2 separate regions of the Homo sapiens genome follow, and region 2 is linked to region 1. Evidence: chromatin loops called from intact Hi-C (ENCODE). Cell type or tissue: heart left ventricle. All regions are shown on one strand. Each heading gives the region's core, and the rest is flanking DNA. Links, peaks and the distances in the headings are about the cores only. Region 1 holds the start of LOC124904626 (a long non-coding RNA gene). Region 2 overlaps INSR (insulin receptor).

Evidence for each region. A loop is a pair of places that touch in the nucleus more often than their neighbours do. Peaks named below come from ENCODE experiments on the same cell type or tissue, not always from the same donor. Only the 100,000 strongest peaks of a DNase experiment are listed, where the experiment ranks them.
Region 2: a loop joins it to region 1, with 2.3 times the contacts of the local background. A loop is called at or near these places in 13 of 110 quality-filtered maps.

Annotation. Positions count from the first base shown.
Region 1 is chr19:7,196,450-7,200,840 of GRCh38, reverse strand. The region is part of intron 2 of INSR (insulin receptor); the gene reads left to right. It overlaps LOC124904626 (a long non-coding RNA gene), which reads right to left and starts at 1,257. Exons shown (of 2, transcript XR_007067111.1): 1 at 1,125-1,257. RefSeq lists a silencer at 2,196-2,825 and enhancers at 2,657-3,493, 3,306-3,505. In heart left ventricle, for the core only: no CTCF peak of the experiment used is centred there; DNase peaks (open chromatin) are centred at 2,660 and 3,450; H3K4me3 peaks cover 2,374 bases; H3K27ac peaks cover 3,472 bases.
Region 2 is chr19:7,244,899-7,249,289 of GRCh38, reverse strand. The region is part of intron 2 of INSR (insulin receptor); the gene reads left to right. Among named protein-coding and RNA genes, the nearest start is that of INSR, 47 kb to the left of the region's middle. In heart left ventricle, for the core only: no CTCF peak of the experiment used is centred there; no DNase peak of the experiment used is centred there; H3K27ac peaks cover 925 bases.

The sequences.
Region 1 (4,391 bases), core at 230-4,229:
TTACCCAGGCTGGAGTGCAGTGGCGTGATCCTAGCTCACTGCAGCCTCAACTTCCTGGACTCGAGCAATCCTTCTGCCTCAGCTTCCCAAGTAGCTGGAACTACAATCATGTGTCATCATGCCCAGCTAAGTTTTATTTTTTTTAATCTTTAATTTTTTTAAGAAATAGAGATGAGGTCTTGCTATGTTGCCCAGGCTGGTCTTGAACTCCTAGGCTCAAGCAATCCTCCTGCCTCAGCCTCCCCATTAGCTGGAACTACACTTGTGTATCATCATGCCCAGCTAATTTTTAATTTTTTATTTATTATTTTTTTAAAGAGATAAGGTCTTGCTCTGTTGCCCAGGCTGGTCTTGAACTCCTAGGCTCCAGCAATCCTCCCACCTCAGCCTCCAAAGTGCAGCCTCTATATCTTGAACTCCACACCTCAAACCCAGATTGTCCACATGTGAGCACCTGTCTTTTTGGTTTGCTGTTTCTCTCGTGAGTTGTATCCAGTTGCCCAAGGTGGAAAGTTGGGCGTCATCCAGCAGGTAAGTCCTGACACCTCCACCTCCCCGATGGCTTCAGAAGCCAGCCTCTTCTTTTCTGTTTCCTCTGCCTCTCAACTTCCTCATCCATCTACCATAAGCCAGAAAAATGACCCCCAAATGTGAATCCGATGGTGTTCTTTCTGCCTGACATCTTTCTTTGGCTTCTGCTGTGGGGTAAAGTCCAAGCCCCTTGGTTCCCTGTCTTTCCTCTCTGGTCTAATCTTCTATTCCTCTCATCCTGTACTTTGCCCTTCATCAACTCTGAACTGTTTATAGTTCTCTGAACATAGCCCGAGTGATTCACACATTTGCATGTACTGTTCCTCTCCTGCTGTGATAAAGGGACAGTCACCTAATCCCCGCCCCTCCGTTGCATTTTTTTTTTCCTACAAGATTTATTATGCACCTACTGTGTGTATGGCTCTGGGATGCTGTAATAAGCAAGACAGACACATCTTTCCCTTCACGGGGCGTATGTGTCTCGTGCATACTGGGAGGGCAGGGACAGGGTCTCCATTCATTTCTGCATTCCAATGCCAAGAGGGTGTCAGATCTGGGTGGGTCGAGGTAGGGAACAGGTAAACATAACTCACAGTGTGATGCCGTGTTACAGCCAGGCTGGGTTCCTCACGCCTGTGATGGCAGCGCTTTGGGGAGCCAAAGTGGGAGGATTGCTTGAAGCCAGGAGTTTGAGACCAGCCTAGGCAACATAGAGAGACCCGCTCTCAAAAAAAAAAAAAAAAAAAAAAGCTGTCGCAGTGGCACTCTCCTGTAGTCCTAGCTCCTTGGGAGGCTGAAGCGGAAGGATCACTTGAGCCCAGGAGTCCTAGACTGCAGTGAGCTATGATGGCTCCATTGCACTCCAGCCTGGGCCACAGAGTAAGACCCTGTTTCAAACAAACAAACAAATTTAAAAAATCAAACAAACTCCCACTCCCCCAAACTCCATACCACACCCTCTCCTGGTCTCTCTGGGAGACCTGGATTCGAGTTCTGGCAGAGCTGGTTATTGGCAAAGTAGCCCCTCTATGCCTCGGTTTCTCCAATTCTAATGGTGATGATTGCTTGAATAATTGAGTTAATATGACCTCATTGATGGATTGGACCGTGTGTGCTGCAAACAGATTACACACTTTAAAGTGTATTCATGCCTGTAATCCCAACACTTTGGTAGACTGAGGCAAGAGGATCACTTGAGGCCAGGAGTTCTAAACCAGCCTGGGCAACGAGTCCCCATGTCTACAAAAAAATAGAAAAAATTAGCCAGGCATAGTGATGCACGCCTGTAGTCCCAGCTACTCGGGAGGCTGAGGTGGGAGGATGGCTTGAGCCCAGGAGTTTGAGGCTGCAGTGGGCGATGATCACACCACTGCACTCCAGCCTGAGGCGACAGAGTGAGACCCCCCCCCCAAAAAAAGTGTATTTATGGGGGTGAATGTTAAATGAGAATGTCCACTCGCTGCCTTGGTTTACTGGAACTGCAAATTCAATGGGGACACACAAGTTTTCAAATGCATGCGGAATACTGGCTGGAGGTTACCCCAAAAACGTAGCCTGTGGATTTTAAGAATGTATTTATGAGTATGGTTCTCGTTTTCTGGGTGAGTGGTGGGTGAGAATAGAGGGTGCACTGGCCCGGCGAGTTCGGAGATGCGGACCCTCCCCCCCTGCAATGTGAGGAATTTTGCTGTGTGACCCTAGTGAGCCGCTGCACCTTTCTGGACCCCTCCCGAGGGAGGCCTGGGGTCAGGGGGCCCCTCGGCAGTCCCGGGAGCTGCCACGCGGTGACCCGATCTCCTCCCGGGCACACGCCCAGCGCCGCGCGCAGCCTAAGCCACCCCGGTGGATGCTTGATGAGCCCTTGCAAGCTCGGTTTCTCCTTTTCCCTAGCTTTTTCCAAAGTTCCATCCGTGGCAGACTCGACCTGCGGGGTCTGCAGCCACGAGGGGCCCTCCCAGGGCGCCCTTTCCTCTGGCCGGGACCGCCCGGCGGCGGCCACTGCCCGAGCGCCAGTCTGGGGAGCGGAGCCCGGCGCACCCGGGGGGCGGGGCCAGCGCCCCTGCAGCACGCCCGCCCATTGGCTGAGCGCGAGGGCGGCGCTGCGGCCGCCGCAACCGCCGGGGCCGGATTCCCCGGAGCGGAGTGCGCCCCGGGCTTTGTGCTGCGCTGAGGCCTCCGGCTCGAGGGGGCGGAGCCTTGAGCGCCTAGGGCTCCCTCCCTCGCCCCCATGGGCACACACGCAGACACGGGCACACACGCAGACACACACACACGCCCATCATGGACACACACACACGCTCGCCCACCATGGACACACACACACTCCCACCATGGGGACACACACACACTCCCACCATGGGGACACACACACACACACACACACACACACACTCTCACTCTGGAACCGACCAATCCTGGGGCTGCACAGACACACACGCGCACACACTCTCTCTCGTTCTCTCTCTCTCTCTCTCGTTCTCTCTCTCTCTCGCTCTCTCTCCCACTCTGGAACCGACCAATCCTGGGGACACACACACACACACACACACACTCCCACTCTGGAACCTGCCAATCACACACACACACACACTCCCACTCTGGAACCTGCCAAACACACACACACACTCCCACTCTGGAACCTGCCAAACACACACACACACTCCCACTCTGGAACCTGCCAAACACACACACACTCCCACTCTGGAATCTGACACACACACACACACACACACCCAAACACACACACTCCCACTCTGGAACCTGACACACACACACACACACACACACACACACCCCCACTCCCACTCTGGAACCTGCCAATCCTGGGGCTGCTCTAGCGAGGAGACCCCTGGGACCCCGCCTCCTTCCGGGCCTCTGCGTGCGCAGTATATCTCCTAAGAGATCCGCAGCATGGAGAGGGCCCGCCCCCGTGGACGGACTCACTCCCTCCCCACTCACTCACTCACTCGCTTACTCACTCACTCACTCTCTCTCCGAAGAGAAGAAGCCTGCGGCTCCCGAAGCGGGAAGGCCCTCTGGTACTCTGTTCCCTTTCTAGCCTCTATATGCGCCGTATGTCTCCAAAGAGCTGCGCAGTTCTATTCCAAAGGCGTCATCGCGTGTGGGGCGGTATTGTCAGGCAAGGAAAAGGGGCGCTTCCCCGCTTCAAGGACACGCGCTCCTGCGGTCGTCGCTGCTGACCACGAAGCTGTCAAAAGTTCACCTCCTTGGCTGCCCCCAACCCCTGCCCCTTTGCCATTAAATCATTTACTAGATTCCAACTAGAGGAATTTGGCTCCGGGGACTCGAACCTCTGAGGTCAGGGTCTGGGGCCAGTGTGGGAGAGAAAGGCCTTGAATGGAAACAAAATAAATTACTTTAAGGAGTTTATAAAACTCACACTTATAGGGAGAGCCGCGGGGCCCTGTGGTCAATGTACCAGCAGGCCCATGACGCAACTGTTCCGTTTGGAAATTTCTGGAAAGCAGTAATTTTTGGAATCATAAATCTTGAGTATTTTTTTTTTAAACTTTGGAAAGGTTTTTAAACTTTTTTTTTTTAAGTTTTTTTTAAACTTCGGAAAGTTTTAAGCTTTGGAAAGAATGTAACAAAATGTTATTAACATATGTGGAGCTATCGAATCATTTAATGGTGGTTTCTGTATTTTCTGTTTTGTTTTTTATCACATACCTTCTTAATTAAGAAAAACCCAAACTAATTTGAACTTTAAAAGGGAGGCAAACAAAAAAGTGTCAGAGTGACTGGATTTTTGTGCGCAAGTCATTTAACAATGCAGCGCTGCGTCTCCTATTTCTCTGGCTTTTAACCTTGCTTTGGACAAATTGGTCGCTTTTTGTTTT
Region 2 (4,391 bases), core at 243-4,242, 48 kb before region 1:
TTAGGATTCCTGGTGGTAAAGAAGATGGAATGGGCAGAAGACGTCATCACAGATGTCACGGGGAGAGCGATAGCTGAACCTCTGAAAGGAAAGAGGTTCCCAGGGAAGGATGAATTTGATGCAGGAAAAAAGTTAGAGGATGGTCTTAAATTTGTCAATGTAGTTCAGAGGAAAGTGTAATTCTTCACAGACTTTTAGTTTTGAAAGGATGGCTTCAAAAGATACTGGGGGACATGGGCGCAGTAACTCACGCCTGTAATCCCAGCATTTTGGGAGGCCGAGGTGGGCGGATCATCTGAGGTGGGGAGTTCGAGACCAGCCTGATCAACATGGAGAAACCCTGTCTCTACTAAAAATACTTAATTAGCTGGGCGTGGTGGCGCATGCCTGTAGTCCCAGCTACGTGGGAGGCTGAGGCAGGAGACCATCGCTTGAACCTGGGAGGCAGAGTTTGCAGTGAGCCAAGATCACGCCACTGCACTCCAGCCTGGGCAACAGAGTGAGACTCCGTCTCAAAAAAAAAAAAAAAAAAAAATTCTGGCCAACCGGGAATAGTCCAGGATAATCCATTCTTCAGAACTTGTTCTTGCTAACTCAGTTAAGTGTCGAATGGCGTGGGTTGTCTACTGTATTTTAGAGGACATTAGAATATTTATGAAGGGCTTTCCCAGGTTTACTCATAACTTCATTTTCCTCATGCTATTTGTCCCTTAAAGTCTTTCTGAAATCTTTCAGTTGCCACTTCTTCTGGGTGGGTGGGTATGTATGTTGAGGGTCATGCTTTTTTTTTTTTTTTTTTTTTTTGAGATGGGGTCTCCCTCTGTCGCCCAGGCTGGAGTGCAGTGATGTAATCACACCTCACTGAAGCCTCAACCTCTCAGGCTTAAGTGATCCTCCCACCTCAGCCTCCCAAGTAGCTGGCACTACAGGCATGAACCACCGTGCCTGACTAATTTTTAAAAAATATTTTTGCAAAATTAGCCAGGCGCGGTGGTGCACGCCTGTAGTCCCAGCTACCTGGGGGACTGAGGTGGGAGGATTGCTTGAGCCTGGGAGGTTGAGGCTGCAGTGAGCCAAGATCATGCCACTGCACTCCAGCCTGGGTGACAGAGCGAGACCCTGTCTCCAAAAATAAAAAAATAAAAAATAAAAAATAAAAGATGGAGTCTTGCTGTGTTGCCCAGGTTGGTCTTGAACTCCTGGGCTCAAGTGATCCTCCTGCCTTGGCTTCCCAAAGTTCTGGAATTATAGGCATGAGCCACTGCACCTGTCTGGGTCCTGCTTTTGGTAGTGATATAGAACCAACTTAGTGAAATTCTAGAATGACGCTGTCCACTAAGGTAGCTCTGCCAGCCACAGCCACATGTGGCAATTTAAGTAGAAATTCATTAAAATTAGATATTTGTCCCTCAGTTGTACTCACCATATTTAGACAATGCAGACAGACAATGTTGCTATCACTGCAAAAACTTGTATTGGGTACCTCTGCCTTAGAACTTTTCATTCCATGATGAAAGATTGTTCTGGAGTCAGACAGGCCTGCATTTGAAGCCTATATCTGTTTTGTGACCTTGGGCAAATTGTCTAGCTTTTCTGAATGTCTGTTTTTTCTTCTATCATGAGGACATGATAAGGGAACCAGTCTCCAAGGTTTTCCTCAGCTTTGAACTGGTATATCCCCTCTTTCGATAAAAATAAAAATCCAGTTCCTCTTCCCTACTTGGAGTTTGTTCTTTTTTCCTCTAAATATAAAATATACCGTTGAATGTTTTTTCAACCTCTCCACCCCTTGAGAGTCCCTGGAATAGAGAGGAAGGAGTGGCTTGGGAAAGTTGATCACAACAAAGAGGCTATTATAGGTACATCTAATCGAGAAGAGGAACAAGGAAGGAGTAGGTGTGTTGACCGGGGCTCAGAGTGTCTTGTCTGTGGGTCACCAAGAATGAGGAATGTGTCAGCTCCTTCCTGGCTTCTCCTCTCTGGGAACAGAGAACAGTGCATTGCAGCTTAAGTGGAGTAAAATGGGTGTGGGTTTGGAGGAAGTGGATTAAGGATGGGGAAGGGGCCGTGGGAGAGAACCCCAGCCTGAGTTTGTCTTCCTGGCTCAGCACTGAGTGTCTCAGTCAACACATGAATGCCAGTAATGGGAATCTATTTGGATTCACTTAAGCCATGAGGTGGGGGCAGTGTGTTAACTGGGGCAACACAGGGCTCTCAGCTTGAATCAGCTAGCTTTTGCTGTGTAGCAAACCACTCTGAAACACAGACCTTGGAATTTATATTCAAGTTTAATCATGGAGCTTGTATCAGCTAGCTTTTCCTGTGTAGCAAACCACTCTGAAACATAGAACTAGGAACTTGTATCCAAGTTCATTCATGGAGCTTGTATCAGCTAGCTTTTGCTGTGTAACAAACCACCCTGAAACATACAACTTGGAACTTGTTGTATCCAAGTTCAGTCATGGAGTTTGTATCAGCTAATTTTTGCTGTGTAACAAACCACCCTGAAACATAGAACTTAGAACTTGTTGTATCCAAGTTCAATCATGGAGCTTGTATCAGCTAGTTTTGCTGTGTAACAAACCACCCTGAAACATAAAACTGGGAACTTGTTGTATCCACGTTCAATCATGGAACTTTTATCAGCTAACTTTTGCTGTGTAACAAACTACTCTGAAACGTAATGGCTTAATCAACAATCATGTACTTAGCTCATGATTCTTTGGGTCGCTGGGCAAGTTTTCTTGTTTAGACCCACCAGCTGACCACAAACACAGGCTCTTTTCTCTCTCATGTCTGGGATCAACCAGTGGGTTGTCTGGTAGCTGGATGGTCTAGCATGGCCTCACTCACATGTCTGGTGGTTGGTGCTGGCTGTCAGCTGGGAGGCCTTGGTTTTCTTCCCTGTAGCTGCTCATCCTCCAGTTGGCTAGTTTGGGCTTAGATTACATGATAGTCTCAGCGTTCCAAGAGTGGCAAGAGATCAATTTCCAGTACAAAAGTGCCTTTTGAGTTTCTGTTTGCATCTTGTGTGCTAACATCCCATTGGCTAAGGTGAGCTGGGAGGGAAAGGGAGAATATAGTCTTTACCTGTTGATGGAAGAGGAAGAATTTGTGGCCCTGTTTGCCATCTGCCAAAGAACCCTGGAGTGGGAAACAGTGGGGCTCATAAAACATTTTTTTAAAAACCTCTTATTTTAGGTTCATGAGTACAATAACATTTTAATCAGAATTTGGAGCTCAATTGGACATCAGGACTGTGTATGGTGTGACTGAGGACATTAAATGATTTTTTTTTGAGTAGGAATTTAACTTTATGAATTCCACTTGTTGAATAACCAATTCCTTCCCCAGTAATTCTTGATGTTTTCTTCATCAGGTATTAAATTCAACCAAAACCATGAATTTGCTTTTGGGATATCAATTCTATTTCAAGTCCTCTGTGTCTTAATCTTATCCCAGTACCATACTGTTTATAGATTTAGAATATGTGTTTTTTTAGTTTTGTTTTTGTTGTCGTTTTGTTTTTAAAGAAGTGGGGCTCGGCTGGGCGTGGTGGCTCATGCCTGCAATCCCAGCATTTTGGGAGGCCGAGGTGGCTGGATCACTTGAAGTCAGGAGTTCGAGACCAGCCTGGCCAACACAGTGAAACCCCGCTACTATAAATACAAAAATTAGCCGGGCATGGTGGCACATGCCTGTAGTCCCAGCTACTTGGGAACCTGAGACAGGAGAGTTGCTTGAACTTGGGAGGTGGAGGTTCAATGAGCCGAGATTGTGCCACTGCACTTGAGTCTGGGTGACAGAGCGAGATTCTGTCTTCAAAAAAAGAATGGGGGCTCACTGTGTTGCCTAGGCTGGACTCAAACTCCTGGGTGCAAGTGATCCTCCTTAGCCTCCAAGTTGCTGGGACTACAAGCTCATGCCTGGTAAGAACATGCTTTATAAAGTGGCAAATCTAGTTTTTTCCCTATTACACCTTTTAGAAGAGTGTTTCCTTTTCTGGTTGAACTAAATATTTCCCTCCTCTCACTCTCATATAAAACCCATTGAGGGCTGGGCGCGGTGGCTCACGCCTGTAATCCCAGCACTTGGGGAGGCCGAGGCAGGTGGATCACGAGGTCAGGAGATCGAGACCATCCTGGCTAACACGGTAAAACCCTGTCTCTACTAAAAATACAAAAAAATTAGCCGGGCATGGTGGTGGGCACCTGTAGTCCCAGCTACTCGGGAGGCTGAGGCAGGAGAATGGCGTGAACTTGGGAGGCGGAGCTTGCAGTGAGCCGAGATCATGCCACTGCACTCCAGCCTGGGCGACAGAGCGAGACTCCATCTTGAAAAAAAAAAAAAAAAAAAAAGCAAAAACAAAAACAAAAAAACCCATTGAGATA